Linked DNA regions of Mus musculus: regions 2, 3 and 4 are each linked to region 1. A link is a loop called in an ENCODE intact Hi-C map of the cell type or tissue named here. Cell type or tissue: left cerebral cortex. All regions are shown on one strand. Links, peaks and the distances in the headings refer to the core of each region. The heading gives the core; the rest is flanking DNA. Region 1 holds the start of Rab28 (RAB28, member RAS oncogene family). Region 2 holds the start of Nkx3-2 (NK3 homeobox 2). Region 3 holds the start of Bod1l (biorientation of chromosomes in cell division 1-like). Region 4 has its middle 490 kb from the start of Gm35380.

Region 1 (7,897 bases), core at 1,989-5,988:
TATGAAACTGAAGAAGAACGAAGACCAAAGTGTGGACACTTTGCTCATTCTTAGAATTGGAAACAATCACCCATGGAATGAGTTACAGAGACAAAGTTTGGAGCTGAGACAAAAGGATGGTCCATCTAGAGACTCCCATATCCAGGGATCCATCCCATAATTAGCCTCCAAGCGATGACACCTTTGCATACACTAGCAAGCCTTTGTTGCAAGGACGGTGATATAGCTGTCCCTTGTGAGACTAGGCTGGGGCCTAGCAAACACAGAAGTGGATGCTCACAGTCAACTATTGGATGGACCACAGGGCCCCCAATGGAGGAGCTAGAGAAAGTATCCAAGGAGCTAAAGGGATCTGCAACCCTATCGGAGGAACAACATTATGAACTAGCCAGTACCCCAGGACTCTTGACTCTAGCTGCATATGTATCAAAAGATGACCTAGTCGGCCATCACTGGAAAGAGAGGCCCATTGGTCAGGCAAACGTTATATGCCCCAGTACAGGGGAATGCCAGGGCCAAAAAATGGGAATGGGTGGGTAGGGGATGGGGGGGGGGCTTTTGGGATAGCATTGGAAATGTAATTGAAGAAAATACGTAATAAAAAAAAGGAAAAAAATTTATTAGGTATTTTCCTCATTTACATTTCCAATGCTATCCCAAAAGTCCCCCATACCCCCCCCCCCCACTCCTCTACCCACCCATTCCCACTTCTTGGCCCTGGCGTTCCCCTGTACTGAGGCATATAAAGTTTGCACGACCAATGGGCCTCTCTTTCCACTGATGGCCGACTAGCCATCTTCTGATACATATGCAGCTAGAGACACGAGCTCCAGAGGGTACTGGTTAGTTCATATTGTTGTTCCACCTATAGGGTTGCAGAAACCTTTAGCTCCTTGGATACTTTCTCTAGCTCCTCCACTGGGGGCCCTGTGATCCATCCAATAGCTGACTGTGAGCATCCACTTCTGTGTTTGCTAGGCCCCGGCATAGTCTCACAAGAGACAGGTATATTTGGGTCCTTTCAGCAAAATCTTGCTAGTGTATGCAATGGTGTCTGTGTTTGGCGGCTGATTATGGGATGGATCCCCGGGTATGGCAGTCTCTAGATGGTCCATCCTTTTGTCTCAGCTCTACACTTTGTCTCTGTAATTTCTTCCATGGGTGTTTTGTTCCCAATTCTAAGAAGGGGCAAAGTGTCCACACTTTGGTCTTTGTTCTTCTTGAGTTTCCTGTGCTTTGTATCTTGTACCTTGGTTTTGTCTAGTTTTAATCTCTATAGGTATTGTGTGTGATGCCACAGTCTCTCTGAGTTCATATGTGTATCAGCCCATTCTAGTGTGAGGAGCGGGTGTGGTGGCAGTCCCAAAGGCGCCAGGGACTGCAGCTACACCCGCTCCTCACATTCTAGGAGTCATCTTCTATCTCTGGCTCTTATATCCATTTTGCCTCCTCTTCTGCACTGATGCCTGAGGCTCAGGTTTGACAAAGACATCCTATTTAGGGTTAAGTGATCCAAGATATTTCACTTTCTGCGTATTTCCCAATTGTGGTCAGTGTTAATTACTTTGTACAGCAAGAACTAGCTTCTCTGATAAGAGTTGAGTGGTGCACCGATCTATGGGAATAGTAGTATGCCATTTGGCGTCATTTTATTACTATGTTGTCTTAACAGAATAACAGTAGTAGGTTTTCTTCTAAGGCCCATGATCTATCTGGTCTCAGATTCTTGGCTCTACTAACAATATCAGGCATGGCTCCCATCAGATAGAGTGGACATTAAATCCAGTGTGTGTGTGTGTGTGTGTGTGTGTGTGTGTGTGTGTGTGTGTGAAGGATGTTACCTCCTATAACAGTTGTGAAACTACTGCATCATTATATCTTGTAGGCAAGTTACTATTGTAGGACACAGAGTTTGTACCTGGGTGAAAGTGTTGATTATTTTTCTCATTTGGGAACCATTTCAGCTTCAAGTCGGAACAATAACCATTAGATTGTTAAGAATATCACAAAGGGAGCCCAGCATAATGGCACTCCATTAATCAAAGGCATGTGGGACTCAAAGGCAGATGGATCCCTGTGAGTTTAAGGTCAGTCTGGTTTATTACAGTGAGTTCCAGCAAGAGGTCTTGTCTAAAGAAAGAAAAAAAGACTATAGCAGAATGTTTTCTGAAATTATTTTATCTTCATTAGTGATGAGCAATAATAAATTAATATTATTCCCATCTATGAATTGTTTTAATATTTTAACCTACCTGAAAAATTTTGTTGATCTATTAGTGTCTTTTTTTGTACTAGCTTCTTGTGATTGCTAGAGCAGAGTACTATAAACTTGTTAGTTGAAACTAATACATTTGTTTGAAGTTGTGGGGTCAGAGGTTCTAAATCAGTGCCACTGGACTGAACTTAAGGTGTGGGGAATATGTTCCCTCTGAAAGATCCAGAAGGGAATTTGTTCTCTCTCCTTGCCAGTTTCTTCTGGCCACCGGCATTCCTTGGTTTGTGGCTCCATCACTGCCATCTCTGTTTTCATGGTTATATTGCTCTCTCTCTCTGTCTCTCTCTGTCTCTCTGTCTGAGCCAACTCAGATTCCATTTCTTCCTTATAAGGATATATGTGAATGAATTGAAGTCTTACTAGATAGTCTTCTTGTTACTAGATCTGTAATCACATCTGGAAATTACATCTTTTACACAGGCTACTATTCGCTAAGGAGACCTTGATATCTTTACGTGATGTAGTCTACTACTACACCCTTCAGACTAAGTCCCATAGGTTTGTTCTCTTCTATGTCCTCAATGCTCAGAAGTGTTGTGAAGAAAGCAACGATCACTGATACTTGAAAGATTAAGCATTGTTGAGTCACCTTAAACATCTTTAGTGTGGGGAGATTTGGTTTGATCTGAGAAGTCATACATGGTAGAGCAATGGTATTAGGATGTAGTTAGTTGGAATTTGCAGTGAGAAACTATGAGAGATTATTCTAAGGACTAGATGTTACCCATCTATAGTTTAGGTGTTTCATGAATGAACACACTCCTTGAATGTGCAGGTATTAAAATAGTTTGTAATAATCCCGAAAAGCTATGTTAAAACCAGTGTTGTATTTGCAAAGATCCCTGATTTCATAAAATGCCTGGGATTCTTCTCACAACTTTTTGTTTACTCTTTGCAGGGGTCTACTACCTGGTCCTGTTATGAATGCTGTACCTGAGAATCCAATGACATTTTTGTATTTTGTGTTTTACTTCTATTTTCCTTTAGATTGTTTCTTGGAAATGTTCAAGTCTTATACACAAGATCTTTCCCCTTTTTACTTTACAAACAATGGCTTTAAATATTTAAACTCTCATTTAAATGCTCTTAGCTTGTCACAGATATTTAAAATACTGTTGTTACACACAACTGGTTTCATTTTATATAGCAGCATCATTCTCTGGAACTTCATACACAACAATTTTCCTCCAGCAAACTACACTTGTGAGATCCTGAAGGTAACACAGGCAAAGGAGGCCCTGATCCTACTATGGAAGGTTGTTTTAACGACACGGGAACCCCAGGGCTCCAGGGCCACTCTGAGGCTTGCAGAGGTAAAGACTATGATGGTTCACTCAGTTCTGTCTTACTAATGAAATTAGAGTCTGGGTCTTTAGAACGCGAAGAGTTAAAGAGGGTAAAAGGAGCCAGCACTAGAGCCCCAGGTCACTCTAAATGTCTCCCCCTCAGCTGTGGCCTTAGCAGTTTCCAGCAGCTCCACTAGCATACCAACCTCCTGGTGGGTGCTCACCTTCACCGACAGGAAGGATCCTGTGCACGCGCAGCCCGAAGCGTCCCCGGCTGCCCAGAAACAGACCCCGCCCCCGCGCCTCTTTCAGGCTCCAGGCTTCCATGGCAACAAAACCTCACCATGTCCCCGCCCCCTTGGACTAAATCAATCATGTGAGTTATGTTCTCAGACCTCATGAAAACAAGAAAGAAGGACAGGGCACCCGAGAGCTACTCTTCTCTAATGTGGTTTCACTTCACTGTAAAAAAAAAAAAACTTGCTTTTGTCTCCTAGCCAATGTTCCCCACGAGCAAACCGGGACGCCCGGTCTGCGTCTACGTACTCCCCCATTGCAGTGTGATGGTTGGAGCGGGGACGGGACGTCTTTTGAGTGACGCTAGGGGCGGGGCTTTCCGGGGGGCGGAGCCCTGCTGGGGGAGGGGAGGAGGGCAAGATGGCGGCCGGTGAGTGATTCTCCCTGGCTTCCTTCAGGGCGGAGGAGACGCCGGGGCGGGGGACCCGCTCGTGCAGCCCGCCGGCCTCCTCACCCCCGCCCCCGGAGGCCTCCTCTTTCCCGTCCTCCACCTCGGGGGCAGGCCAGCATCCTCGGACACCATGTCAGACTCTGAGGAGGAGAGCCAGGACCGGCAACTGAAAATCGTCGTGCTGGGGGACGGCACCTCGGGGAAGGTCAGTCCTCCAGCGGACCCGGCTCCCTGGGTTGCAGAAAGCGTGGTCCGGGTCGGGCGTGTCGGGCCCTCGGGGAGCGGAGCGCTGTCCAGCACTGCGTCCTCCCCAGCCTTGGCCTGGCTCGCCTCAGGCCGCGGCCTTGCTCGCGCCTGCGCCCTGTGCGCGTGCCCGCCGCCCGCCCGCCAGCCGGCCCGCGGGACCAGGCCAGCTCCTGGGGTGGGGGCCACCACCCGGACCCACACGAATGGCGACGATGCACTCTGGCCGAGGGCCCTCCCCACACGCTAGCTGCCTCTTGAGTGTCCTCTCTCACTTTAGTTCCATTCTTAGCACCCGTCCGTGCAAGGGTTCATTCAATAGGTATTTCTTGAGCTCCCGTGCTGGGCAGGAGGATGTCGGGGGACACAGGGACTTTAAAGCCTAGCCTTCTGCGACCGTTGGTTGCTGGGATGAATGGGCGCGTGCAGGAGAGGACCCGCAGGCAGTTAGTCCCCTGCCTCCTAGGTCCAAGTTCTCGACCCGAAGTTGTGAACTGACATGGGATAAACATTGCCTCGGTGCCTGGTACTTGCTCTAGGGAGAGGGTCCCTAGCGTCTCCGAGCGACTGCGGGTTAACCTTCCCACTAAAGCCATGCCGGCTTCTCCGGGCGCCCTCACACCTGTCGCAGCACTCCTGGGGAAGGTAGCTTAAGTTCCTCTTCCTCTGCCCCTGCCAGCGTCCCGTCTTCTCCCGCCTCTGGGACTGCGCTGGAGTTGGACCTGGTTTCTGTGGTGACAGCTTTTGCATCATTCCCGGAAGGAAGCTTTGCACACGCTTTCGTGCTTTGGTTCTGAAATTTGGGCTCCAAGGGCCGCTACACACGGTTTCATTCTAATTGCAAAAATTGGAGTCTTCTGTTATTCCATTCCTTGGGTTCCCAGGATACTTGCCCGTAGAGCACTGTCCCGAAGAAAACAGTCTAATGTGATGCTATTTTTTTTTTTTTTTGAGCAAAGAACAGAGCTTGGCTGCTTCTGTTTAGGAAGTGCACTTAAACGTTTCGAAGAAGCAAATTGTTGTACATCAGCATTATTTCTAAACTTTAATTCAACAAAAGCTAGAATATTTTTATAGGTTTCATTACTTAGATTTTCTTTTTAGCCACACATTGTGTTTTTGTTTCATATATTCATTTGCATTCAGTGAACAACTGAACTTGCTTTCCATTTAAAACCATGACACTTCAATACTATTATCTAAAAGACCTCCAGATTGCCTATTAAGTCTAGTATTATTTTTATATTTAAAATTTAAATATATCTCATCAAGTATTTAAAATATTTGACATATTTTCTTAAGTTTTACTCATCTGTCTGCTAATATTTAATACATGCTGAAATTTATTAATTGTTTTCTATATATATTTAAAATGTAGACAGTCATACATTATTTTGCCTTTGTTGACAGTTTAGTATAATTAGTTTTCACCTCTGTTAAAAGTTCTGTCCAGTGTTGAACAATGTATAATTTTTTTCTCTTCTGTATGGTTGAGTTAGGGTCGTCACTCTGCATTGAAGAATGAGTGATCTTTTTATGTTGCCCTGACTCAGCCTTTATCTTCTTAAGTAATATATTTAAAATGTCATAACATTTTCTTCTCTATGCCTTCAGAGATGAGCCTCTGAACTTTAGCTGTGTTCCATTCTTACCACAGCAGGAGTTGTTTTCTGTGCTCACCTCTCAGGTTACTAAGAGCTCCACTCTGTCTGCTTCTTTTACTCCCTTTGGTGAAACTCAGACTCACTTTTCATTCTTATTTGCATCCTCATTTAATTCTTTGCCAGTTTTGTAGTAGTTGAGCTTTCAGCATTTTGTCCCCACAGGCAGAAGCAATAAAGAACAGCACTGGGAAGACCAGTAGCAGTTTATGGAAAAGATGCTTCGTTTATCCCTCTAGAGCCATGTGCTTTTTATGTCTTTCCTTTCTGTTTCAGATTTTCAATTTAATTACACATTTTCTTAAGATGTTTTTGAAGCAAAATATTCTTTTTGTTATCATAATAAATGCAATGATACTTCTTTGGTATCATTTCAATGTATAGATCGGAGAAAGAGCGTTCCCCAAACCAACACAAACACCCCGTATATACACACATCAGCGAGCTAATAGAAATATTTTGGATATGGTAGCTGGTTGTTTACTCTAAGAAGGCCATTTAAACAGAAACTTGTGAGAAATTATTGAATATGAAAAATGACACTAAGTATAAAGAACTGAAGAGGAAGTGCCTCCCACAGACACCGTTGATTCTGTCATTTTCATAGCAAAATGTCAATGATTTAAGAACCTAGATTACTACTATATGTGGCGTATGACTTAGACATTTTGCAGTTCATTACTTTGAGTTTGGAAGTCCTGTGATTTTGAGGCTTTGTGTTTGCCTTAGAGTTTTGAGGGCAGGGCTTTAAAAATCTGGAAATCTTGTTTTCAAGGAAAGAACTTTATTCAGAATCTTTCAAAATATTTGTTTTTAGTAAAATGAAGTATTTATTAGGTTTCATTATTGCATTTTCCAAATAAAATTTGTCTTGTTGTTATTCTTCCGTGGCTTTGTGCTCTCCCACTCACACTTGTATCCATTTCTGAATATTACTGAATATAAAAGCAATATATTAGGGAATCTTAAATGAAAGAGAAAAATACCCCAACAATAGGCTGTGCATGTGCTTTATTTTCTTGAGTTTTAAATATTTCGACCATTCCTCTGTGAAACGTTTGGAACGCTTGCAGAACTGTATGCAGTGGTGTTTTTCTCTGGACCACTGAGCCTCTGTGCACATACTTTGGTGCTTTGTGTTTGCCAGACTCAATGGGGTAATTAAAGCTGACGGAAACCCAGAAGATCTTTAAGAACCACATAGCTCCGTCTTTCGTTCTGATTTCTCATTTTACTGTTACGAGCTTCAGTGATATAATCCATGCAGTGAGTTTATTTCTAAGTGTTTGCCTGAACATCTTTCATATGGAAGTACTCAATGAATACTTGATGCAAAAATCGTTTTTTTAAAAATATTTTTTATTAGGTATTTTCCTCATTTACCTTTCCAATGCTATCCCAAAAGTCCCCCATACCCTCCCCCCCCCCACTCCCCTACCCACCCACTCCCACTTTTTGGCCCTGGTGTTCCCTTGAACTGGGGCATATAAAGTTTGATGCAAAAATCTTGGACATTAATTATAATTACATTATTGGAATGTTAAAGTTTGGAGTTAGAGTGCGCAAATTGTCCTTTGTGGGAAAAATACGGCCCTAGTGTAAAAGAAATGTAACTCACCTTGCTAAAAGGACTTGAAATATGGCCAAGGGTTCCTTAGAACTTCTGTTCTAATATCATAATTAACTATCCTAGTTTTTTAAAAAAGGGTTGACTTTTAAAATAAAACAGGATTAAAAGAAAAAA
Region 2 (7,897 bases), core at 1,958-5,957, 57 kb before region 1:
AAGATGGGGAAGGAAGGAGGCACGTGTTAGTGTCGGACGTAGACAGAATTTCAGGTTTTATGGTAGATGGTAAAGTCATTAAATCTGGTGATGGTTATGAGTGACAGCCTGGGACGGAGGAGACCCTGTCTCTCAGAGACAGACAGACAGACAGACAGACAGACAGAGAGACCAAAACAAGATATTTTCAAAAGTATTCCTACTGTGTCAAATCAACTCTCAGGTGTTTGTACCTTAATCATCATAGGGCAAGCCATACTGAACAGTACGAAGAGCCTGCACGGGGCAATAACGGATGGACCAGGTCCAGTTCTCTCTAGTAAATCAGCCTCTAGGACAATTGAATCCAACACCTTCTCTAGCTCTTTTCCAATCCTTTCCTCATGCCCACTACTGAACTGAACATTGATAGGGGGAAGGATGCTGACAAGTCCCGCATCACCTTAAAATGGAATGTCTCTACTACTGGACGACAGAGAAACGGAAGAAACGCGAAATTGAGAACAAACCATTGTTTTCACCCTGTGGGGCTCTCCCTTAAATCAGGTGCGTGGGTATGTTGCACATTCAGGAAGAGGGCTCGCTAGGTGGCGCTCGTCCTCCACCGTGCGTGCTGTGGGTGGTTTGGTTTCTTTTTCATACGTGCGCGAAAGCTACGCTCCAAAGGAAAGTGTTTTCCGTGGCATTTTCTTTGCATCTTGAGAACACGGTTTTTTGTTTCTTTGTTTTTGTTTTTCTCTGAACCCAATGGCTTCTACCATCTAGTTGTTCCTTCCTAGGTATAACTAGAGTTCGTTGCTTACTTATATTAAGACAGAAACCAAAATTAAAAAAAAAAATAGTTCTCTTTTCTTTACTAGGTTTGGTTTCAACTCGCAGGCCTGAGTTCGCTCGTGCATTGTCTAATGTCCAGAACAGAAGACATCATTAGGTTTGCGTGCTTTCTTTGGTTTCTCCCGGGTTAAGAGAAACTGGAATCTTTTAAAATGAATAAATAAACAGAAAATTCTAAGGAAACACTTAACGAGCAAAGACAAGGTTGGCGAGAACAAGCTAGGGTGAGAAATTCCGTTGGGTGAGAAATTCGGTTTGGTTGGTTACAGACAATTTTGAATACTGATTTAGCCACCCACTGACAGCCTTGAATCTGCTTGGTCTCTGTAAAGCAAGAATGATTTTCAACTCATCACAGCCCTGGGAGGTCTGTTTTTTTAATAAAGCAAAAAACCTTCGGGTTTTTGGTGTGTTAGCGGTACTTTGGCCTGCGTTGGTGAAGTGTCTCGCTTCAGTCTGATAAACCAGAACGCTGTGCGTAAAAACCCCTGCTAGGGGCCGACTGACTAGAGCACTGGGGAAACTGGCTTGACCCTTGATGTACTGTGTCTGCTTGTAGATCCCCCGGGGGGCGCCTGCAGATGAGAACCGACAATCCCCAGAGCGACTATTCAGCTCCAGTGAGCCAGCAAACTCATCCTCTCCTCGCTTGCTCCCGCAGCTTTACAGCCAGCGGAGAGCCCCGCTGTACGCCTGGTTTTAAAGGAACGGAGAGAACAAGTGACTTCCTCAGTCCAGGTCACAGTGTCTGCAGTATGTGGCCTGCTGGGGTAGAGCTGAGCTCCGCCTGTGCCCAGCACCGGAGAGCTAGGGGCAGTGCGGGGAAGGGGAAGAGAAGACAACCTCTGCTCTCCAGGTCAGGAGAGGTGCTGGTGACATCCAAGCGTCGCAGCTTGACCTCTGGGGAAGATTCCCTTACTGACTTGAGCGCCCAAGAAATGCCTGCGTGTGCGCAGAAGCTTGCCACGAAAGACTGAAGCTGTGGGTTCTCTCATCCCACAGCATCTTTCGCGGCTTTGCCATTCCAAAAGCATGGCCTCTGCGAAGGATAGAAGCGTCGCCGCCCAGCAGAACACCAGGCCTAGGCTGCCTAGGGGACCCAGGGCGCAGCTCGTAGGGGGCGCACGGGAACCAGACTGCAGAAGAGGTGCTAGACCCACGCAAGGATCTTGAAGAGGAGGCAGCTGGAGAAGGAACAGATTGGGGGGAGAAGAGAAGAGAAGAGAAGAGAAGAGAAGAGAAGAGAAGAGAAGAGAAGAGAAGAGAAGAGAAGAGAAGAGGAATACATGTATGAATGTGTGGAACCTGGGAGGTGAGAAGGGCGTGCGGCCACGAAGACAGGCGCAGAATGATGACAGATCTTGTCGCAAAACAGAACCCCTAACTCGTTCGACTCCTGCTCAGTCCAGGCCGGAGAGCAGCGCCTGCGCCAGGCCAAGAGCCACAGTTGTCAGCAGTCACGGGTTTTCCGAAGTTGGATGCTTAGCCTAGAGGCTATCACCCACGTTGTCCTCGAAGGGGGTTGGGGGGGTATGCCTATGCTAGCCGAGCAGTTCCAGACCTCCTCTGACCTCTTGAGCTGACCTTGACTCAGGATGTACTCTAGGTACTTCAGTGCATCCGGCCATAGCCCCCAACGCCTTTTCATCTCTTCTCACTTCTTACTCTTTCAGGGGCTTCCTCTCTCCGTAGCTCAGAACCGAGTGTTTATCTTCTTCCAAACACATCTCCTTCTGGCCCTGCCTGCACCGGTCACTCACTAGACCTAACGATCTGCTAACCTCTGGCAAACTCCGTCGCCCCGCGCCTCCTGGAGAGGCGGATTGAAACCATTTCGTTATTCTCATGCAAAAACCAGCAATGCCAACAACTTTTAAAATGACCGAACAAGTGGTTTTCCGAGCTTCAAAAATGTCTGCCACTTACCTCTTGTCAACTTGTGATTTGAGATAAAAAAGACAACAAAACAAAACAAAACCGGTTATTTCTGCCAAATAAGTAGTAATCATTACTTCAAATAAGCATATGGATACCCAAACCTAACCCTAGCGCTCAGGTATTACACTCTTGGATATTCTTGTCCATCAGCATGTCCAGAGCTCACTGGTTCTTGTCCCCACCGAGAGAGCCCCATGTCCACAGGCCATCACACACATGCTCTGCACCTGAGTAACCTCATTTTTCTATCAAGCTTTGTCCCTCGTCCTCCACTAGCCCCTAAGTCAAGATAGCTATACACATTCTCAACACCCAGCATGGGATGCAGAGAAGAGAAAATCGATTTTAATAAAAGCATGAAAATGTTGAAGGGGGAGTGGAGAGCCTCATTTTGAAACCTCTTAAGCATTTCATTGGATCCTTGTCCTAGCCAGAAGTTAGTCCCTTGGCTGTTATAGTTGCCAGCTACTAACAACGAATTTAAATCTTTCCCTCAAAACTTACACAATTGTGAAGAACTATGAAGAGTTGTAGCCCCTTCAAGAGAGGCCCATCCCTTACCCCAAGGGACCCTGCAGCATCTTCATAGGGCAGGAAAACAGGCAACTGCAAGCCACGAAGTCTACAAGTTTCTAACCTTCCTCCCGAGGCGAGGCGGACGACTTTGACTGGGTAACGATTTCTCCCCCGCAGTGCGGATCAGCTCTGGGAAGCAGCTGCAGGAGGCCTTCCCTATTTTAATGACACCAATGAAGTGGCCTCCTCAGCTTCTGAAATTAACATCACAACTATTTAAATGTGTTCAGAGGTTCAAGCTTGTGTATTGGACCAAGCCTCGGGTCACATTTGTGGAGCAGTCAGTAAGATTTGTCACTTGAACAAACTTGTCATTAAAAAGATGTTTAGTAAATAGGCAACATATGTTTTGACATAACCACAATGTTTATATTTTGTATTTACTTCCTTCTAGTGAGTAAAATAACTTGGTTCTTATTTTTAAGGGCATTAAATCTCAGTTCTGGATCTCACTATTGTGTAACTCCCAGCTAGTCTCTTTCAAACTTATCTACTCCTTCTCAACTCACAAGAAACAGAATATTTAAAGAACAAATTAAAAGCATTTTTATGTTTTCTTCTTGATGTAAAACAAATTGAACAAATCCAATTAAATTCAGAGTTGATTGCCCAAGGAGACGAATACCCAGCTCCAAAAATTCTCTACCCAAATGCTTTCCAATTCCTCGCCCCACTTGGTGCTTAACTAATATTTTTCAACCTAGCTTTTTAAGTCGTCTACAGAAATCCAATCCAATCAAACGTAAAATGATAGGAGTACTTAGTAGAGTGATTTTAATTATCAGATTACTTCAGTAAAGAGCATTAGCAGAGAAACAGCTGAGAAACTTTAAGAGTGGAAGGAAAAAAAAAGATGAATTTTGTTCTTCGACTCTGGGCTCCTTCCTAGAGAACAGAAACTATACGTCACATCTGGAGATGCTTTCTGTTGAGTTTTCGCCGAAATTTTGAGCTGGGGTTCATACTGGTGTTCCAGAAAAGCGCTAGAGTCGATGGTTATCGGAACTGAAATCAGAAACAAAGTTTCGGGATGATGGTTCTCCTCGATGCTGAAGGATGCTACTGAGAACCAGGTTTAGGAGGGAAGGGGTTAAATCAGACCCTGTCTTTTGCTACTCAACTGGTGGACTAGAGTCTCTTAAAGTCAACGGCCTCCAGTTGGAACCAGCCAATCCACTGCCGGGAGAGCCCAGGACAGCTAGTGAAGGGGCGTGGCCCGATGCTGTCACTCAGCGGTGAGGAATGACACTCTGATGGGAGGGGGGGGGGGGTACAGTGGAACGCAGAAGCAAAGAGAAGAAACAGATAAAACCCCGGCAGAGGGTAAAAGGTGTCCCCGCTCTTCTCCGATTTTAGGGGCCTCAGCTGTCACTGCGGGCGCCAGAGGAGTAGGCTCCGGAAAAGCCAGCCCAGAGGGGAAGAGGGAGGACCCGCCAGGAGCGAAGCCCTACAGGCCGGGAAGACAGAGGCGCACAGAAAAAGTGACTTTGGGCGGTGCGCCTCGGCGGCGCTCCGGAGGCGACTGCAGACGCGGAGAGGACCCTTGACAATTCTCGCCGGCCTCTCCCCAGAGGACAGACCCGGGCCGGTCCCCAGAGGGCCACGGGCGAAGAGATAATCGGCCGGGCTGTAGGAGAAGAGCATCTGGCGCTGGATTCCAGGGGAGGGGGTCCTGGCGAGGTGGGCCTGTGAGGTGGGGTGAGGGTCGGCGCGGATCCTGGAACTGAGGGGGGCGGGGGCTGCTGTGCTGCGCAGGAGTGGGTTGCGGGGGCCTGGCGCGCCCCTCTCACTCGCGCTGAGGTCGCCCAGAGCTCCGTGTCAGGCTCGAAGCTGTCCCCGCGCCCCAGTTGCCCTCCTGGCTGCCGGCTCCGATCTGCGGCGCAGATGGCTGTGCGCGGCAGCGGCACCTTGACGCCCTTCTCCATCCAGGCGATCCTCAACAAGAAAGAGGAGCGCGGCGGGTTGGCTACGCCGGAGGGGCGCCCGGCACCAGGGGGCACAGAGGTGGCGGTGACCGCGGCGCCCGCCGTCTGCTGCTGGCGGATCTTCGGGGAGACCGAGGCCGGTGCGCTGGGGGGCGCCGAGGACTCTCTTCTGGCATCTCCCGCCCGAACCAGAACAGCCGTGGGGCAGAGCGCAGAGAGTCCGGGAGGTTGGGACTCAGACTCAGCCCTGAGCGAAGAGAACGAGGGCAGGAGGCGCTGCGCCGATGTCCCGGGAGCCAGTGGAACCGGCCGCGCCAGGGTGACCCTGGGCCTGGACCAGCCAGGCTGCGAGCTGCACGCCGCCAAGGACCTGGAGGAGGAAGCCCCGGTCCGCAGCGACAGCGAGATGTCAGCCAGCGTTTCAGGTCTGCTGCTGCGGGGGGTTCTCCAGGAAGGGGGCTGGGCTGAAGGGGGTGGGTTAAGAGGTCAAGCACTCTGAGGCGGGGTGGGCCTACTGTGGGAACACGACGCCCTGCCGGGCTTAGTGCTAGCGAAGTCTCCAAGTTCTTCGCGTTGGCGCGCGCTGCCCCAAACCTGAAGCAAGTGAGCTTCTTAGAGCCGGGTGTCCTGGTACTATGTGGCCTGCGCTCTGCACCAAGAACTTTGAGTTCATCTGCAGTGCCTCAGCTGTGCCCATTTAAAATCTCTAGATTTAGGAAAGGGGGACCAAAAATCTATGAGGTAGATCCCTGACACAGCCATGCCAACGACTGCAGATCCTGTCACAGCGTAGGAGTGGGGAGCCTTGGGAAAGGGCGCGTTTAACTTCCCTTACCCCAGGACTGGCAAAACAGCCTTTGGCTGAGTACCTAGGGAGCTAGAAACAAAAGTAGCAGTTACCTGAAGGCGGGAGATGGTGGGGAAGTGTGGTTGAGGTGGTCTGGGAGGCGCTGGATCGTCAAGACTCTGTATCCACTCACGGGTATATTTCTTAGTCTGAAAGGCCGGCTGCTGGCTTCTATTGGGTACAGTCTGCTGTAGGCCTCGCATAGGCTTCGAGCCGGCCAGAGCGCTGACTTCTTTTGCAGGCGGTGCTGCAGGAAGCACAGAAAAGGCTGGGAAACGGGGTTCAGATCAGGGTCTTCACTGTCTGCACCCGGCTTCCCTTTATTTTCATGCAAAGAACAGGGAGGCAAGTGTACTGGGGCCTCGCGTTGTTCCCTGTTGCCGTATCCTGACAGTTCTGGGTTCTTAGGACGGAAGACTCTCTATACCTCTGACCTCAAGATCTGCACCCTTCCCCACCACCACCTTCCTCTTTCCTGTAGTCAACGGATGTGTGGGTGTGGGTGTGCAAAGGTGTGCTGTACAACTCGAAACAGAAATTCAGTGTAGAAAGCCACGATTCAGGGCTAAGTACAGAACAAAACTTGTGGATATGTTCAGGCCAAGTATCCTACATTCCTGCAGGAAATCTGGGGCCTGGAAAACTCGGGAAGAGCTGTTCCCCTACTGCTCTAGCAAGCAGCAGAAAAGATACATTATGTGAGAAGCGTGGAGGACAGAGTTCTGAAACAGAACCCTCTGGAACTTCTCCTCCCCTTTCAGTAGGCTCAAAGTGGGTTCCCTTGCCAATCTTCCGCAAGAAACCACAGCAACCGAGACCCATCTTCCCCTCTGCGAGTCTGACAGGTTCTTTGCTTTTTGTTCCTACCGGAATCCGCAGGCGACCACAGCCCGAGAGGCGAGGATGACAGCGTTAGCCCTGGAGGTGCACGCGTGCCTGGGTTGCGCGGCGCCGCGGGCAGCGGGGCTAGCGGCGGGCAGGCGGGCGGCGTGGAGGAGGAGGAAGAGCCCGCAGCCCCTAAACCGCGAAAGAAGCGCTCCCGGGCCGCCTTCTCGCACGCCCAGGTCTTCGAGCTGGAGCGCCGCTTTAACCATCAGCGCTACCTGTCCGGGCCGGAGCGCGCAGACCTGGCAGCTTCGCTGAAGCTCACAGAGACGCAAGTGAAGATCTGGTTTCAGAACCGTCGCTACAAGACCAAACGCCGGCAGATGGCCGCCGACCTGCTCGCCTCTGCACCCGCCGCCAAGAAAGTGGCCGTAAAGGTGCTGGTGCGTGACGACCAAAGACAGTATTTGCCCGGAGAGGTGCTGAGGCCACCTTCCCTTCTGCCACTGCAGCCCTCCTACTACTACCCTTACTACTGTCTCCCGGGCTGGGCGCTGTCCACGTGCGCGGCCGCTGCTGGTACCCAGTGAAGCCCTTGGGACGAGGCAAAGAAGGATTCCTGCGTCCCCCGTATGCACCGCCACGGACAGGTGTACTCTGTGCAGGCGAGTTCTGCTCAACTGGGGATGAGGCAGGTGGGGAATGAAATCCTGCTGGGACTTGACACACCTATCCAGGGTGACAGGGCCCTGGAACTGAGTCTGCCCTCAGAGGGCGCCTTATTGTCATTTGAACAGCTGCGCCCTATGACCCCAGGAGCTCTGCACACCGGGCCACCGATCCTCAAGCCTCGGGACGCTATTTATTATTCACAACAACGTTGGATTTGGATTCTGTCTGCCAGGGGTTGGTGTTTGCCCAGAGTAGAGAGGACTCCTGGAGACCCCCGGTA
Region 3 (7,897 bases), core at 2,467-6,466, 140 kb before region 1:
ACAATGAAAAAAAATGAAAATATCTTCAATAAATAGTGCTGAACTAACTGGATGTCTACATGTAGAAGAATTAAAATACTTATCATTCTGTACAAAACTCAAGTCAAAGTGGATAAAGCACCTCAACATAAAACTGGATACACTAAATTTCATAGAAGAGAAAGTTGAAAATGCCCTTGAACATATCGGTACAGGAGACAAGTTCCTGAACAGAACACTAATGACGCAGGCTCTGAGATCAATATTTGAAAAATAGGACCTCATGGAACTGCAAAGCTTTTGTAAGGCAATGGACACTGTCAATAGGACAAATAGTCAGCCCACAGATTGGGAAAGGATCTCGCCAACACTACATCTGATAGAGGGATAATAACCAAAATTTAGAAAGAACTCAAGAAATTAGACACTCAACCCAATTTTAAAAGGGGGTATAGAATTAAGCAGAGAATTCTCAACAGAGGAATCTCAAATGACCGAGAAGCACTTAAAGAAATGTTCAAAGTTCTTAGTCATCAGAGAAATGCAAATCAAAACAGTTCTGAGATTCCATCTTACACCCATCAGAATGGCTAAGATCAAAAACTCAATAGATAGCATATACTGGTGAGGATGTGGAGCAAGGAGAACACTCCTCCATTGCTGGTGGGAATGCAAACTTGTACAACTACTTTGGAAATTAATTTGACATCTTCTCAGAAAGCTGGGAATAGTTTTACCTCAAGACTCAGCTATATCACTCCTGGGCATATACATAAAATATGCTCCAACATCTCACAAAGACACTTAGTCAACTATGTTCATAGCAGTTTTATTCATAATAGTCAGAAACTGGAAACAACCCAGGTGTCCCTCAACTAAAGAATAGATACAGAAAATGTGGTACATCTACACAATGGAATACTATCCAGCTATTAAAATCAAAGACATCATGAGTTTTGCAGGCAAATGGATAGAACTTGAGAATTACCTCATTCTCAGTGAGGTAACCCAGTCCTAAAAGGGCATGTATGGTATATACTCACTTATAAGTGGATATTAACCATAAAACACAGGTACCATGTTACACTCCACAGACCAAAGAAGCTAAACAAAGAGGCCCAAGCAAGAATGCTTGACTCTCACTTAGAAGGGGAAATAAAATAATCATAAGAGGCAGATGGAGGGAGGGACCTGAATGGAAGGGAAGGGGGAGGGGAACACGGAGTTCAGGATCAGGTGTGGGGAAGGACAGGAGAGATGGCCATGAAAATGAATGGAGATCTTCAATTGACAGGAGTGAGGAGGTCAGGGGTTGGGGGTGGGGGGAACATCTCCAGGACAAGACATGGCACCCAAGAATCAATGGTGGTGACCTTTGCTGTGACTCACTACACGGGGGATATGGAACCTGAAGAGGACATTTCCTGTATTGAGACAGGAACTCCAGTGGAGTGATAGAAACACCAAACCCACCCACAAATCTTTCAACCCAAAATTTATTCTGTCTGCAAGTAATGCAGGCACGTAAGAGGGAACCGAAACTTAGGAAATGGTCAACCAATAACTGGCCCAACTTGAGACCCATCTAATGGTCAAGCACCAATCCCTGACACTATTAATGATTCTCTGATATGCTTGCAGACAGGAGTATGTTGTCCTCTGAGAGGCTCCACTCAGCAGCTAACTTAGACAGAGATACCCAGAGCCAAACAGTGGATGAAGCTTGGGCACTCTTACAGAAGAATAGGGGGAAGGATTGCAGGCCGGAAGGGGGTAGGAACTCCACAGGAAGACCAACAGAGCCAACTAACTTGGTCCCTTGGGGCTCTGAGAGTCTGAACCACCAACCAAAGAGCATACACAAGCTGGGTCTAGGCCTCCCCTCTCAGATGTAACAGATGTACAGCTTGACCTTCATGTGGGTCCTGAAGGACTGGAATGGGGGGCTATCCCCAAAGCTGTTGCCTGTACATGGGATATATTCTACTAGCCAGGTTGCCTTGTCTAGCATAAGAGGAAGAAGAAGTGTCTAGCCTCAGAGAGACTTGAAGTGCCAGGGTGGGGGTATACCAGGGGGCCCCATCTGCTCAGGGGAGAAGGTGAAGGGGGTGGAAGAACTGTAGGATAGGGTGACTGGGAGAAGGGCAGTGAGCAGGATGCAAAGTGAATAAGTAAAAAATAAAATAAGCCAGTCCGGAGTACACAAAGTAAACAGGGCCACTGGCAAGAACTACTTAAATAGCTTTCTAAAAATAAAAATTGAACTGTGCCCCCTTCCCTTTTCTTCGGGTAACTGTAATACCCAGCCCTAGAATCTGCCCTCAAACAGAAAGAAAAAGTGCCTTTGAGACAGGCCAACGGTACAGATCGGTGACCTGGATTCTTCTCAGTCTGTCTGGGAAGTTTTTCAAGGCTAGAGCATTGCTCGAGATACATTGTATCTCCTATGTGAGATCAGTATAACTGGAGCTCCAGAATGCAAGCACTCTACTTCTAAGATTTCAGTAAGTCAAGCATCACACAGTTTAGAATATCAATCAGAAATTATCTAATTTATCATCAACTTATACCTGCATATATTTCAGAACTGATTTAGCACCTTTTGTATATTATATGTAAATAATATTTTAAAATTCTTTTTAAAAAGATTTTATATTTAATTTATGTATGTGTATATTTATTGTATGTATATAAGTATGCTGTCTTCACACACACCATAAGAGGGGATCGGATCCCATTACAGATTGTTGTGATCCACATTGTGGTTGTTTGAAATTGATCTCAGGACCTCTGGAAGAGTAGCCAGTCCTCTTAGCCTGGAGCCACAAATTCTTTTTAGCAACAAATACCTTTTATTAATTTTCAAAGTTTAGTCATTGTGCCTAATTAAATTTGTGAAGTTTTTCAGTTTTATGGATGATTCTTAGCTATTTTGGAAACGTTGAATTAATTAGGTATATACTTATATACCAAATAAACATTAAGTCTTTTTATATTATATACACACTTGACAACAGCACTTAGTGTATTGCATTTCACTGTTAGTACACTAGGAAAAACAAGTTATAATCTCATCTTGTTGTGAAAACTTATTTTGAAAAATATTTACAAAAAGAAAATTATACTAGGCAGGTGTGGTGGTACACACCTTTAATCCCCAGCACTCTGGAGACACAGCCAGGTAGATCTAAATATTGAATTCAAGGCCAGTGAAATCTACACGGCTAGACCTTGTCTCAAAAAGGAAAAAAAAAAAAAAAAAAAAAGGAACGAAGAAAGGGAGAAAGGAAGGAATTAAATTATACTTTACACCACTTTAAACTTGACTGCTTTTTTTATGTTTTTTTTTTCTTGTTGTTTGTCTCTTTTTAATTTTTTGTTTTGATTTGTTTTTGAGACAGAATTTCTCTGGCTGTCCTGGAACTCTGTAGACCTGTAGACTGGAGGGGCCTTGAACTCAAGAGATTTGCATGCCTCTGCTTCTGGATTAAAAGCACCACCACTCAGCTTTAAGAACAGATTTTAAAGACAACGCCGTCCCAGGTCAGGCGATTTCCCCCCCGCTGTGCAACTCTGTATGATTTACGTGGTTTCCTGATGTGCAAATTGGAATTAGTAGAATGTCTGAGTGTAACTACTGCTACAATGAAACACCAGGGCCAAAAGCAACTGGGGTGCGGGGTGCGGGCAATTTGGTTTATACTTTCATTATCACTGTTCATTCTCATCAGAGGAAGTCAGGACAGGAACTCAAACAGGGCAGGAACCTGGAGGCAGAAGCCAAGGCAAGGGTCCTGGAGTACTCGAGTAGCTTGCTCCCTCTGGCTTACTCTGCATACTTTCTTACAGAACTCAAGACCACCAGCCTAGGGGTAGCCCCCTCCAATGGACTGGACCCTCCTACATCAATTAATTAGTTAATCCTACATTAATTAAGAAAACATCCCACAGGCTTGCCTAGAGCCAGATCTTAGGGAGGCATTCTTCTTAACTAGGGTGCTCTCCTCATAGATGACTCTAGCTTGTGTCAAGGTGACATAAAACTAGCCCGATCATACAAGGACTCAGTCTTAGGTGTCACCCAAGGACTAAACGCCTTAACGCGTGTACGGGTCATGCCTGAGACACAACTCTATACAGATTTCACTCGCTAGTACCGTCATGTGCAGCAAAACCCTCGTAGCTTACTTAAGAGACAGTAATGGGAGGTTGTAGGTTGGAGCAAGTGAGATAGACACACCAGAAGAATGGGATGGGTGGGTGGAAAAAGAAAGAAAGAAAGAAAGAAAGAAAGAAAGAAAGAAAGAAAGAAAGAAAGAAAGAAAGAAAGAAAGAAAGAAAGAAAGAAAGAAAGAAAGAAAGAAAGAAAGAAAGAAAGAAAGAAAGAAAGAAAGAAAGAAAGAAAGAAAGAAAGAAAGAAAGAAAGAAAGAAAGAAAGTCCACGGCTGCTTCGCACTGCGGCGGGCTTGGGGCAGCCGCAACAGTGAAACTAAACCAACGCTTCACTCCTGCCTCCTCTGAGCTGAAGCTACAGGTGGAGAGCCAGCGGGCGCACGCTCCTACCCGGCTCTCTGTTTCGCTCCCCGGCGGCAGCCGCCACCACAACTTGTTCCCGCCCGTCTCAGCCTCGTGAGGGCGCCCGCGCCTCGAGGCGGCTGGAATTGGCCCGCCGCGGCCCCGGTAGCCAGACTTGAGTTGCTGCTGTCACCGCCTTTTCCTCCTTTCCCTCAGTTCCTTTTCACTTCCGGGGTTGCTCTAGATCCGCTGGTTCCGTAACAACATCCCGTTGGCTTCCCTCAGGCGGCGGGACCTGTGTAGCCGCCTTCCTCGGAGCGCCTGCCCGCCTGGGCTCGCGGGCTCCCCGGTCCGGGACGCCATGGCCACCAACCCGCAGCCGCAGCCACCGCCGCCCGCGCCTCCGCCGCCGCCACCGCAACCACAGCCGCCGCCTCCGCCGCCTGGCCCTGGGGCTGGCCCGGGAGCGAGCGGGCCGGGAAGCGCGGGGGCTGGTGCTGGGGACCCGCAGCTCGTTGCCATGATCGTAAACCACCTCAAGAGCCAGGGGCTCTTCGACCAGTTCCGCAGGGACTGCCTGGCCGATGTGGACACCAAGGTGCGGGGCTAGAGCGGCGGGCGGCGCGGGGAGTGGGGTCCCGTGTGCTCCGAGGGGCGACTTCCCCGAGCCGGACCCTCGGGACTGTCTTGCATACAGGGCTCCTTTTGCAGCTGCTTCGTTTGTTGATTTGTTTGTTTGCTTGTTTGTTTGTTTGTTAGACTTGCGGCGGTGTGCCATGCACTCTGCAAGTCTTGGAATGTTCATTCATTCCCCTGCCCTTGTGTTCCTTTCTCCGGCTAGAAACACTAGCCTGGAATGCCTATTATGTGCCAGGCAATGCTTGGCCTTAGCTAGTATACCACTGTGGTAAGCAAGACCCAAGTCGTTCCTAGGGAGACTGGTTTAGAAGCACTAAGGCAAACGGGACTCGGTTTAGAGTTCATTCTTTTGTTTTTCGAGACAAGGTTTCTCTGTGTAGCCCTGGCTGTCCTGGAACTCTGTAGACCAGGCTGGCCTTGAATTCAAATCCGCCTGCCTCTGCCTCCCAAGTGCTGGGATTAAAGGCGTGTGCCACCACTACCTACTTACTTTTTTCACCTAAATTGGTTTTTTTTTTCTACCAAAAGTTTCTTCGGCTTGTAAATGCAACAAATGTAGCGTTTGCAGATATCGTAAAACGGTAAGGCAACGATTTACAATGTATTTTGCTGGATGTTGAGGGGCGGGTGAACTTGCAAAGGTAGAGAGGCAAAGTTGGGCAGAGAAAAAAAGTGGGTTGGGAGATGGGACTGTCGTTTGATCTTTTGCAATGGCTGCCTGGCTTAGTAGTTTACTAAGATGAGAAGAGGCAGACAGACAGACAGACAGACAGAGAGAAAGAGAGGTATAGCGCATGGAGCCAGCCATTCCGTTGGAAATCTGTGGAGAGGAAATGACAGCAACTTGAAGTGAAAGAAGGAAAGGGGAGGGGGTGTGTGTTAGGTTATATGTTAGGAGACAGAGGACAGAGAGGCAAGGGTCAGCAGAAAGGTTCCCTAACCAAGCAGAAGGGGAGGGCTGCAGGCACCCAGCACCGACGTGGAAGCGAGCTTTAGCAGGGAAACTGTCATCTTGGCAGCAAGCCAAGGTTGCAGGACTAAGTCAGTGAAGTTGGTGAAAAGCTATGAAAGTGTGTCTGGAAGCAGGCGAAGGGAGAGGTGTTGGTTCCTCTTGTGGGGTATTTGTTGCTTTCATTTGGTTTTGTTTGGGGGTTTGTGTATCTGTTTACTTTTGCTTCAGTGTGGGTTGGTCTGTTGGATTGGAGTTGTGATGATGTAAGGTTTTTTTCAGACTGGCAGATCTGAATGAAGAACCTTTAAAAGAGGGGTGCTTGCAGCATCTGCATATCCTTGAGCTTTGAGGTCACCAGCACACAGCTCTGTCATCTCCTCTGTAATAAGTCCTCCGAACAACCTGAGGATATCTTCTCCAAGGACTCTGGTCCTGGGCCCGTTCCCGTAGCCTTTCCAAAATGTTGTAGGTTTTATTCACAGGGACTTCAATTAATTGAATGTGTATAGGTAGTATAATCTTCCCTTGCTTAGGGACTATCACGGCCATATTATAAAGTCCTTGCTGTTGCCTTTTGAAAAGTATTTTAATAGGAAAATATTAGGCATGGTCAGGTAAATGTTTCCCCATATAAAGCTAGTTGTTTGCAAGCAACAGGTGGGTATTACACTTTGATGTTCTTAGAAATCTGTGTGTTTGTTTTGTCACTGTGTATATTGTGTATAATAAATTTAATGTTTTAATATTTTGATGACAGGTGCAGTTTTTACAATTCAACCTGTTATTTATCTCATCTCCATTAAATATTACCATTGTCTGTGGTATCCCTGCCCAAACTTCTAAAAGTAGATTATTAAAATGTTCCTTGGGTGAAAGAAGAAAAATTGGTATGGCAGTGTAAGGAAAGCTAGGCCTTTCTCGTCAAAAGTGCTGTTTTCAATAGTTGACAGTAGTTGACTGGAGGTACTTTCATGTGGTTCAACCTTGTGCTATGTATAGAGAGGGACCACAGAATGTTCTTCTGTAGATAAAAAGCTTACGCTAGATAAGAGTGGAACAGAGAAGACACTCTCTTCCCAGAGAGCAGCACAGCGGGGCATAGTTGCTGAATCTCCTCGATAATCATTCCTTCTCTCTTCCCCTCCGTACCACTGTTTCTACCCCCCCCCCCCCATCTTCCTCACCCTTAGATAACAGATGTGTTGGTTTTAACTTAAAATATTTATAATTAAATCACATTTCTATTTTTCCTAATATGTAAAATGCAAAAGAATACTACTTAGGAATGTAGCATTTATAACAACACAATGAGTAGGCCAAAATAGAGGTACTATTCCCTACTCATATAAAGGACTGTCACTTTAATGGAACTCTTGAGTCTCATCTGCCACTTGTAGGAAGTATGGTATTCTTCACAACTGAACATGAAAGACTGGCCTGCTTTCCACCTGAAAGTCTTCCCTGTGGTATATAGGCTATGAACAGTCGGTGGATTGTGTCAGGCACATACATGTGTAACAGTAGCAGGTGCTGTCTTAGACAGTCTTCCATTCCGTGTGTCCACACCAGGGTGAGAGGTACCAGTGTCTACTTCCACTCCTGGAGCCAACAAACATAACTCTCCTGGTAGGCCTCCAGTGGTCCTGAAGCAAGAGTGTTTCTATGGCAGATTGACTATCATTCTTGAAAGAGCTGTAGCCTTGGACAGCTCCAACATCTAGCTACTCCACTAAGGCTGCTCTTTCTAGACAACTAGTCATCAGGTGTCTGACTCAAGCTGTGTGGCTTGAAAGCCATCCTGGCCCCTTTTTA
Region 4 (7,897 bases), core at 1,741-5,740, 580 kb after region 1:
CTGTATACTTTCATGCCTATGTGTGTTAATGTGTTGTTTTCATGATATTTAGTATTTTTGTATATTATGGCTACTAATTCTTCATCAAATATAGTTGGTAAACATATTTTCCCACTCTGTAGGCTGCCTCTGCTCCTGACTGATGTTGCTCTTTGCTGTACAGAAACATTTTTAGTTTCATGAGGTCCTGTTTATTAATTGTTGGTCTTCATGCCTTCACTATTGGCATCATGTTCATAAAGTCTTTTTTGTGCCTATAAACTCATGTATTCTTTAATTTATCCTCTATCATATTCAGTTCACTGGAGATTAGGTTGAGATTAGCCATTTGGGGTTGAATTTTGTGTGGGAAGAGAAATGACGACCTGGTTTCATCCTTCTACATGTACCAGTTCACTTTACAGAACTATTTGATGGATAAATTGTATGTTCTCTAATGTATATTGTAGGCATCTTTTTAAAAATAAGCTTTCTGTAGGAGAGTAAGCTTACATGTGTGTTCTCAATTCTGTTCTATTAATGTGTTTGTCTTCTTGTTATTACTATGCTTTTAATGTTACTACAGCTTTGCCATATAATTTCAAATCCTGGATGGTACAGAATAGTTTTCTCCTTTAACTGTGCATATGAATAACATGATTTCTTGGTTCATCATTACTCCAGTTGATTCTATATCTTGGCTCAACTAAATAATTCTCAGTGGATCTAACAATAAAGACATCTCCATCACACGATAATTTAATTTCCTTTGATAAAGAGGAAAACCCAAGGAACTATATTGATCAAAATAAATGTAACAGAAGTAAAAATAATTTGAGAAACAGTCAAAGCAGTTTTTGGTGAATAATTAACACCATTTATACTAGAAAAGTTTTCTGAATAAATAATGTTTTTCACCTAAGAAATCACAGAGGCAAAATACACATAAATAGATTATAAGACTGAAATAATAGAAATAAACACAGAAATCAGTGAAATTCTAGATGATATTTTAGACAAAATAATGCATAAAAAATCCTTTCTGTATCATCTAAGGTCAATTTAATTTTATTCCCCTTTCTTTGCTGAGGAAGGAGCAAAGTGGGAAAAAAAAGTCAAACTGAGATAAGATATAATTTAATATTTGAAACAGATGAGAGATTCTAACATAAAAATATTTTAAAAATTGTAGCAGATGCTATGAACAACTCTGAACCTATAAATTCTGTAATTTGGATGAAATTACTTAGAAACCACTCTCAACATTCACCCCATGGGTTATCAGCAGTTAAGGGAAATTGCTGTGCTTCTAGAGGATCTAGTGTGGATTTCCAACACCTCCATGGTGGCTCACAAGAATCTGTAACTCTAGTTCAATGAGCTGAAACCGGTAACTCTAATAGAGTTGCAGTCCTTTTTATCAAAGAGAATACAAGAAGGTCAAGGAATGCACAAATGGATACTATATATTAGAAAGTGGTTGGTTATGTTCAAGCCTTCATATTATTATTATACTACTAAAGATATCTTCACTGATAGGGCACATAAGACTCACAACTTTGGGAAACTGTTTGCTCTTCTCTCATATAGGCCTGCATAGTACTTTCCTATACTATGAGTACATGTGCTTATTCTAGAGTTTTGCAAACATTTGCAACGATCACTTCTCAGTTGGAATTAAGGCCTTCTTTGCTGAAGAGAGTACATACTTGATACTGTAAACCTGATCATAAGCCAATAGCTATGGAGGTCACTAGCCATAAAGGGCAATTAACTACTGAAGATCTACTAAGTACACATGCAACTAAATTCCATATTAAATATTTATATTTATATCTATAGATTAGTGCTACTGTCATCCTGCTGAGTGAAGCTTCTTTTTGCAGAGGGGTTAGTTTATGAAAATCTCACAACTGGTGAGGTGGAGAGAGAAGTAATTTTAAGTAGTATGCTTTAGACATATGCATACTACCTCTTCCAAGATTCATGGGACATCACAGAAGAAAACATGAAAAGACTGTAAGAGTCATGGGAAGGAGAGCAAGGAGTACACAGAATCACTGTTTTCTGGATACAGCATGGCTGTCAAAATTGTAAACACACAGCAGCTATGGTTGCTTGCACAAGGCTTACACACAAAAAGTCATGAGGTAGCACCGTAAATACTTATTAAAATGACAGAAGCCAACAAGAATGGGAGATGATCAGAGAGGTTAATGAAGAATATGATCATCATACATTCTCTACCTGTACATAATTGTTGAAAACAAATTAAGAAACAAAACAAAACATATCTCTATATAGGAGAATGCAGGCTCTCAGTATTTCAAAGCACTAGAGAAAACTGGGTTAGCACTTTAATAGGATAAGAGTTAACTGTGCTAAGTATCCAGAACAATTGAACATTGTACGTGTTGCTCATGGATATGGAGAAAGATGTAGCTACTGTGGAAAATATGATAGCAAATTTGATAACACACAGTTCTCAGATGACCTGGAAAGCCTATTCTTCAGTATTTATTCTGGAGTCCTGCAAACTTCTGTATGCACGCACACACACACACACACACACACACACACACACACAGAGAGAGAGAGAGAGGGGGGGGGAGAGAGAGGGAGAGAGGGGGGAATGTTTTATAGCAGCTCTATTTATGATTGTCTAAAACAATACAGCTCAAATATCTTTCAAAGGATGAATGGATAAACAAACTGTGGTACATCCATACAATGGAATATTTTTCAGCAATAAAAAAGAATGAGCTGATGATACATTCAACAACTTGGATGAATATCAACACAGGCTGAGTGAAACAAGACAACCCTTGAAGTTTATATACTCCATGACTATGTTTGAAGAACCATCTCAATAACAAACCTTGAGTGACAATGAATAAATCAGTGACACCAAGGGTAAGTTAGACAAAAAAAAAAAAAAAAAAAAAAAAGTGTGACCATGAAGATCTACTTTCTGACATAGATGGCCTTCCTCTGTGTTCTTATTGCATCTATTCTGCATCTTAACTGCAGCTTTAGGACATTAAACTTCATGATATTACCAAAAATCAACACAATATTCAAATAAAATATGAGGAAGATGGATTAGAGGGGCAGCACCTGGGATCCATGGACCATTTAGATCTGGACCCTCTGACAGGAAGAAATAAAATCTTCTTGATCTTCACAGACCTTGATTTTTCTCCTAGGAACAGGTATTCAGTATTGTGACAGAAACTTACCATTCTCTTTGAACATGGCTATTATCTCTGAGCAGAAGCCCTACCTCACTCTGGCCCAGTATTTGAGAACTGATGAACTAAAGCAGCTCACAGTTCCATATAGGGAAAGATGAGGCATTGGCTGGACCCAGAGCTATAAAGGATACAAACTCCAGGTGTTCTGTGAGACAGCACATCGGCTCACACAATGATACAATGCAGTGGGCTAAGGAGCCTGCCCAGGTAGTCACAGAAAGGACTGAGTTTTATGGGTTGAAACTGCGTTACAAAATGAGGGAGACAATTAGGAAGAATTAGGCATTTGGCTGAATCAAGCTACATTATTGAGAGAGACCAAATGGACAGTGAAAGCTTTTGTGATATTTTCCTAAGCTATATGACTAAGATATGGTTATCTTCCTCAGAACCCAATGTGGGTTTTAGGTAAATTAGAAGAACTTTATTTAGTCAGCTAACATCTAGGGAGGCAGTCCTCTGAGGCACCAGGAACAGAAAGAAACCACAGCAGGTTCCTTTAGCGTTCTGATAAAACTTGAGGATTATCTGTGGCAAGTGGCAAAACTCATATTATGTAACCAATATCAATGTACGACCAAATAGTAATGACAATAGACTTTAGCCTCCTCAAAAGTTATTTTCCAGCTCCTCTATGACAGTAAGAAGACCAACATTTCCCTCTAGTGGTGACTTGAATAACTTGCTTTTCATGAGTACGTCTATTAAAATAATTTAAATATGTGGGAGCAAACATACACCTAGAACAAGAGAATTCGAAGAGTTGCCCCACATCATTTACTAACTTTAATATTGGTGACTTAAATGTAACGCATATTAGAAGGAATTCAGAAATAAGGTATCAAGTGCAATGATGCTAAAGGAGAAAAATAAGGAGATTGGAACTTGGTAGGTTGTATGACAGCTCATAGATACAAAAAGGTTTGTTTGAGTTTTGAGACAGGGTCTCATGTAGCTCAGTATGGCTTTCAACTCATCATGTCATGCCACGTGTTCAAGTTTGGATGAGATCTACAGGCATGGGATACCATGCCTGCTTCATGAGATGTCGGGGATCAGATTCAAGGTTTGTGCACACCAGACAAGACTCTACCAGCTAAGCAAAAGTCCCAGCCACAACACCTTGAGGTTTTTTGTTTGGTCCTTTAGTTTTTTTGGTTTATTTTTTGTTTGTTTTTTAAGTTTTACTTTTACAAAAAAAAAAAAAAAAAAAAAAAAAAGCCAGATTCATTTAATTGTCAAGGACCACGTGGTTGTCCCAGGTGTGTAAAATTCTACAGATTTGCTTCACTTAAATTTTAGAGTGAAAAATAACTGATAGCTTCACTCTTTTGTTTGCCTCCATGTTTCCACGTGACTCAATTGCTCTCTCCATGCTTCTGTTTCAGATGCCTTGCTTTGCCTTCCACACATAGATGGAGCCCTTTTCTCTTTTTGTATGGCTTAATCATCTTCCTATACATAATCAGTGTTTTGTTTAGGTGGACAGCCTATGGTTATGATGCAAATGCCACTCTTAGGTTCACTTTCCTGGAGGATCTTACCTAAGAAGCCAATGGTTTGTCTTCTTTTGCTGATGTATTCTTGGTACATTTACGATTAAGTCAAGCCTGTATTTTTCACCAATGATAAAAATCCCCTAATTATCTACAATTAGATAATTGGTAAAGTTGTATGCACAAGTCCTTAGAGCAACCCTTTGTTATGTCCCTCACCTGCAGCTCAGCACGGTATCTGCTGTGTTCTTTCTCTCTAAGCACTGGCCTTCTTGCTCTGCACATCCTATAGGAATTCCATTACTAATGGCAGCCTGGTCAAGTCTCAATCTCTTAGGTTTGTTTCTTCTCTGCTTCCTCCTCTGCTTCCATTTTCTCCCTTTCTTTTTGCCTTCATTCTGCATGCACCTTCTGGAGGGGACACTGTATGGTGACAGATTTCTAAATCTGTGCGTTGACATTTGATGAGATGCTTAAGCTGCACCTTGTGGGTTTTCCTTTATTTTAGTTCTTATTTTTTTTTCATACTGTATATTTTGATCACACTCTTTCCTCTGCCCCAACTCCTCTTATAGCCTCCCTACCTCTTGATCCATCCAGAATTCATAACTTTTCTCTCTCTCAAAAAGAATGCAACATGAAGATGAAAACAAGCAAACAAATAAGGACAAAAAAGCCACAAAACAATACAAAAACAAAAATCACATAAAAAGTTGGAGGTCTGTTTTGTGTTGGACAGCTACTACTGGACAAGGAGCCTGCCCTTGCAAATAATATATATGTCTTGTTATGTTTGAATGATGCTGTTCCCTTGGTGTCATCCACCACCTCTGTTTCATACAATCTTTCTGCCTCCTCTTTCACATAGATCTCAGAGCCTTGAGTGAATGACTTTGATAATGACATCTATTTAGTACCGAGCGCCCCAAAGCCTCTTATTCTCTGCACATTGTACAGCTGTGGGTCTGTGTTAATAATCACCTTCTACAAGACATTTCCCTCACAAAAGTGGAACCCTGTACTGATCTATGGGTGTAGCAGTATGTCATCAGGAGTCATTTTATTGACATGTTTCTTTAGGAGAATAATAGTTTGTATTCAACAGTAAATTATGAAATTTACACTGTAGGGCCATCCCTGAGTCTTTCTTTGATGAATCCCCCCAAATCAATACCTTTTAGGATTTCTTCTTGGAATTGAGCATCTCCCTTCTGATCTTTAGAAGATTCTTTCTAATCTGTTGCATATGACTGGCTACCAGAGCACATAGGACAAAGGCTGCCAGGTCCAGCAGCTCAGCTCATCAGGGAGTGTGGAGACTTCTGTTTGTCTCCCAGGCTTCCCTACAACATCCAGACATATGCATAATCATACCGCTAGCACTTATACAGAGACTCTAGTTGCCTTTTCCAGGCCGACACTCCCGTTTCATTCTTCCTGTGAGTAAGGGGAATGTTTCCTCTCTGTCACCAACACCAACTGTTACAGGCTATGACCAGTTGCCTAGCCTTGGTGGATTTTGTGGAGCTGCTTCTCAGCTGTCCTCACTGCCTGTGTGAGGAGCCATTTGTGTGAGTCTGCTAAGTTAGTTATCACAGCTTGGGCATCTGCTTTCCAGTTTCTTATTGTTGCCCTATGCGCTCCTCTTATGTCCTTATGCCTTTAAAAACCATTAACGTTTCTCTGTAATGCTTTTCTTTGGGAGTGTGGGAAGTGGATGGTTGAGAATGTGCACATGTGGCTTGAGTTGCAGGGATGGGGAGACAGTCTACCTACCTTTGAACTAGATGTCTTAGTCAGTTATGAGATTGCTTTTTAATATTTTTCCCGTTCATTCTTTTGGGCAAAGCATCATTAATGCTATTTTTCTCTGCTTTGTATAAAAAATTCTTTAGGCAACAACTGTTGAAATATTGGGGATACAGATTCAGGGGATTTATATGAAGGAAAATTATTTTGGGAGTCCCCCCACTTTGCGATCAGCCCTGTTGTATCTTCCTTAGTGTTTGCCATGTTTTGCTTTAAGGAGGTAATATTATCTTTGCTTCCTAAGGGAGGAAATGGAGGCAGGAAAAAGAAGCAAGACTATAGAATAAAACTTGGGGATTGAGCTAAGGTCTCACCGAAGCTGTGACCTATCTACTTACACTCCAGCAAATGGAGCTCAGCATTTGGCTGAAGCCTTGCAGAGTACCTGAGACACGCACAGTTCCCACAGTTTCCAGATTCTTTCCTGTCACAAGCTCATGCTTGACTTAGAGAGGCAAAGACGTGGCTGAGTGTGAGGTCTCCGACTGGGAATTCTAACTCCTTTCTGTGACCTTGGGAACATGACTTTCCTTTCAGGACCCCCATTTCTACATCAGTAAAACAAGGTCATCAGAATAAATGGTCTGTTACATTCTGATGATCTGTTTTGCAGATGGCGAGCTGGAAGGTGCTGAGAACCTCAACAACACACCCAAGTCAGCAGGGAAGTGAAACGCACGGCCACCCTCTAACTCTCTGTTTATACTGTGTGAGAAACTTCCCAACAGATAGTTGGACAGCCTTCCAAATGCCAATGGGCATGAAATAGGGTTTTCTCTTGAGCCCTTCTTCAGAACGGAATGTCTCCACATTCCCTTCAAGGGCGGCAGGGCCTCGTGTAAATGTTAAGGTAAATAAATACTCCAAAATGTGGGGTAGGAATGGAAGGCAAAGAGCACCTGGGGAAAAGAGGTGGGGTACCTAGGACCTTTTACCATATGGCCTCAGAACTTCTGATTATTTTGTGAATGTATGGGATGACATATTGGCTTATTTAAAGCCATTCTTATACACATCTTTCATAGTTATAATTCATGGGAATTTATATAATGAGGTAATTGGTTGTAATGACTGATTCGGGAAAAGAGAACATTTCAAATTATTTATGATAATAATAGTTACTTATACTTGTTTGATAATACCAAGGCAAAGTGGTAATGACTTCCATTTGAGGGAGGGAGGAGACCAGCTGCTATTTAAAGTAGTCTAAGGCCTGATCAGAGACACAATATAACTTTAGCTAAGTTATTAGAGAAGCTGTTTATTAATTCAAGTTTTTCCCACTAATTCTTGGTTCAATTCTTTCCTACTAATAGTTCAGTATGCCCTTGTATTGTTACTTCATGGTGCTTTGGAAAT

Evidence for each region. Hi-C counts contacts between places; a loop is a spot of excess contacts. Peaks named below come from ENCODE experiments on the same cell type or tissue, not always from the same donor. Only the 100,000 strongest peaks of a DNase experiment are listed, where the experiment ranks them.
Region 2: it touches region 1 in a loop (8-fold over the local background); 7 of 42 quality-filtered maps call a loop at or near these places.
Region 3: it touches region 1 in a loop (3-fold over the local background); 12 of 42 quality-filtered maps call a loop at or near these places.
Region 4: it touches region 1 in a loop (2.5-fold over the local background); 2 of 42 quality-filtered maps call a loop at or near these places.

Annotation. Positions count from the first base shown.
Region 1 is chr5:41,704,462-41,712,358 of GRCm38, reverse strand. Rab28 (RAB28, member RAS oncogene family) reads left to right here and starts at 4,180. Exons shown (of 7, transcript NM_027295.3): 1 at 4,180-4,454. The coding sequence starts at 4,380. In left cerebral cortex, for the core only: a CTCF peak has its summit at 3,770; DNase peaks (open chromatin) are centred at 3,922, 4,115, 4,651 and 5,187; H3K4me3 peaks cover 2,376 bases; H3K27ac peaks cover 1,771 bases.
Region 2 is chr5:41,761,280-41,769,176 of GRCm38, reverse strand. It overlaps Nkx3-2 (NK3 homeobox 2), which reads left to right and starts at 4,957. Exons shown (of 2, transcript NM_007524.3): 1 at 4,957-5,698; 2 at 7,000-7,694. The coding sequence starts at 5,233. The coding sequence ends at 7,535. Gm46910 (a long non-coding RNA gene) reads right to left here and starts at 6,542. Exons shown (of 2, transcript XR_001784850.2): 1 at 6,174-6,542; 2 at 4,092-4,353. In left cerebral cortex, for the core only: no CTCF peak of the experiment used is centred there; DNase peaks (open chromatin) are centred at 3,243, 3,537 and 4,200.
Region 3 is chr5:41,841,127-41,849,023 of GRCm38, reverse strand. It overlaps Bod1l (biorientation of chromosomes in cell division 1-like), which reads left to right and starts at 4,709. Exons shown (of 26, transcript NM_001310601.1): 1 at 4,709-5,092. The coding sequence starts at 4,856. In left cerebral cortex, for the core only: a CTCF peak has its summit at 4,611; DNase peaks (open chromatin) are centred at 4,043, 4,647, 5,196, 6,135 and 1 more place; H3K4me3 peaks cover 2,734 bases; H3K27ac peaks cover 1,179 bases.
Region 4 is chr5:41,121,242-41,129,138 of GRCm38, reverse strand. No RefSeq gene overlaps it. Among named protein-coding and RNA genes, the nearest start is that of Gm35380, 490 kb to the left of the region's middle. In left cerebral cortex, for the core only: a CTCF peak has its summit at 3,894 (motif pointing left); a DNase peak (open chromatin) is centred at 3,878.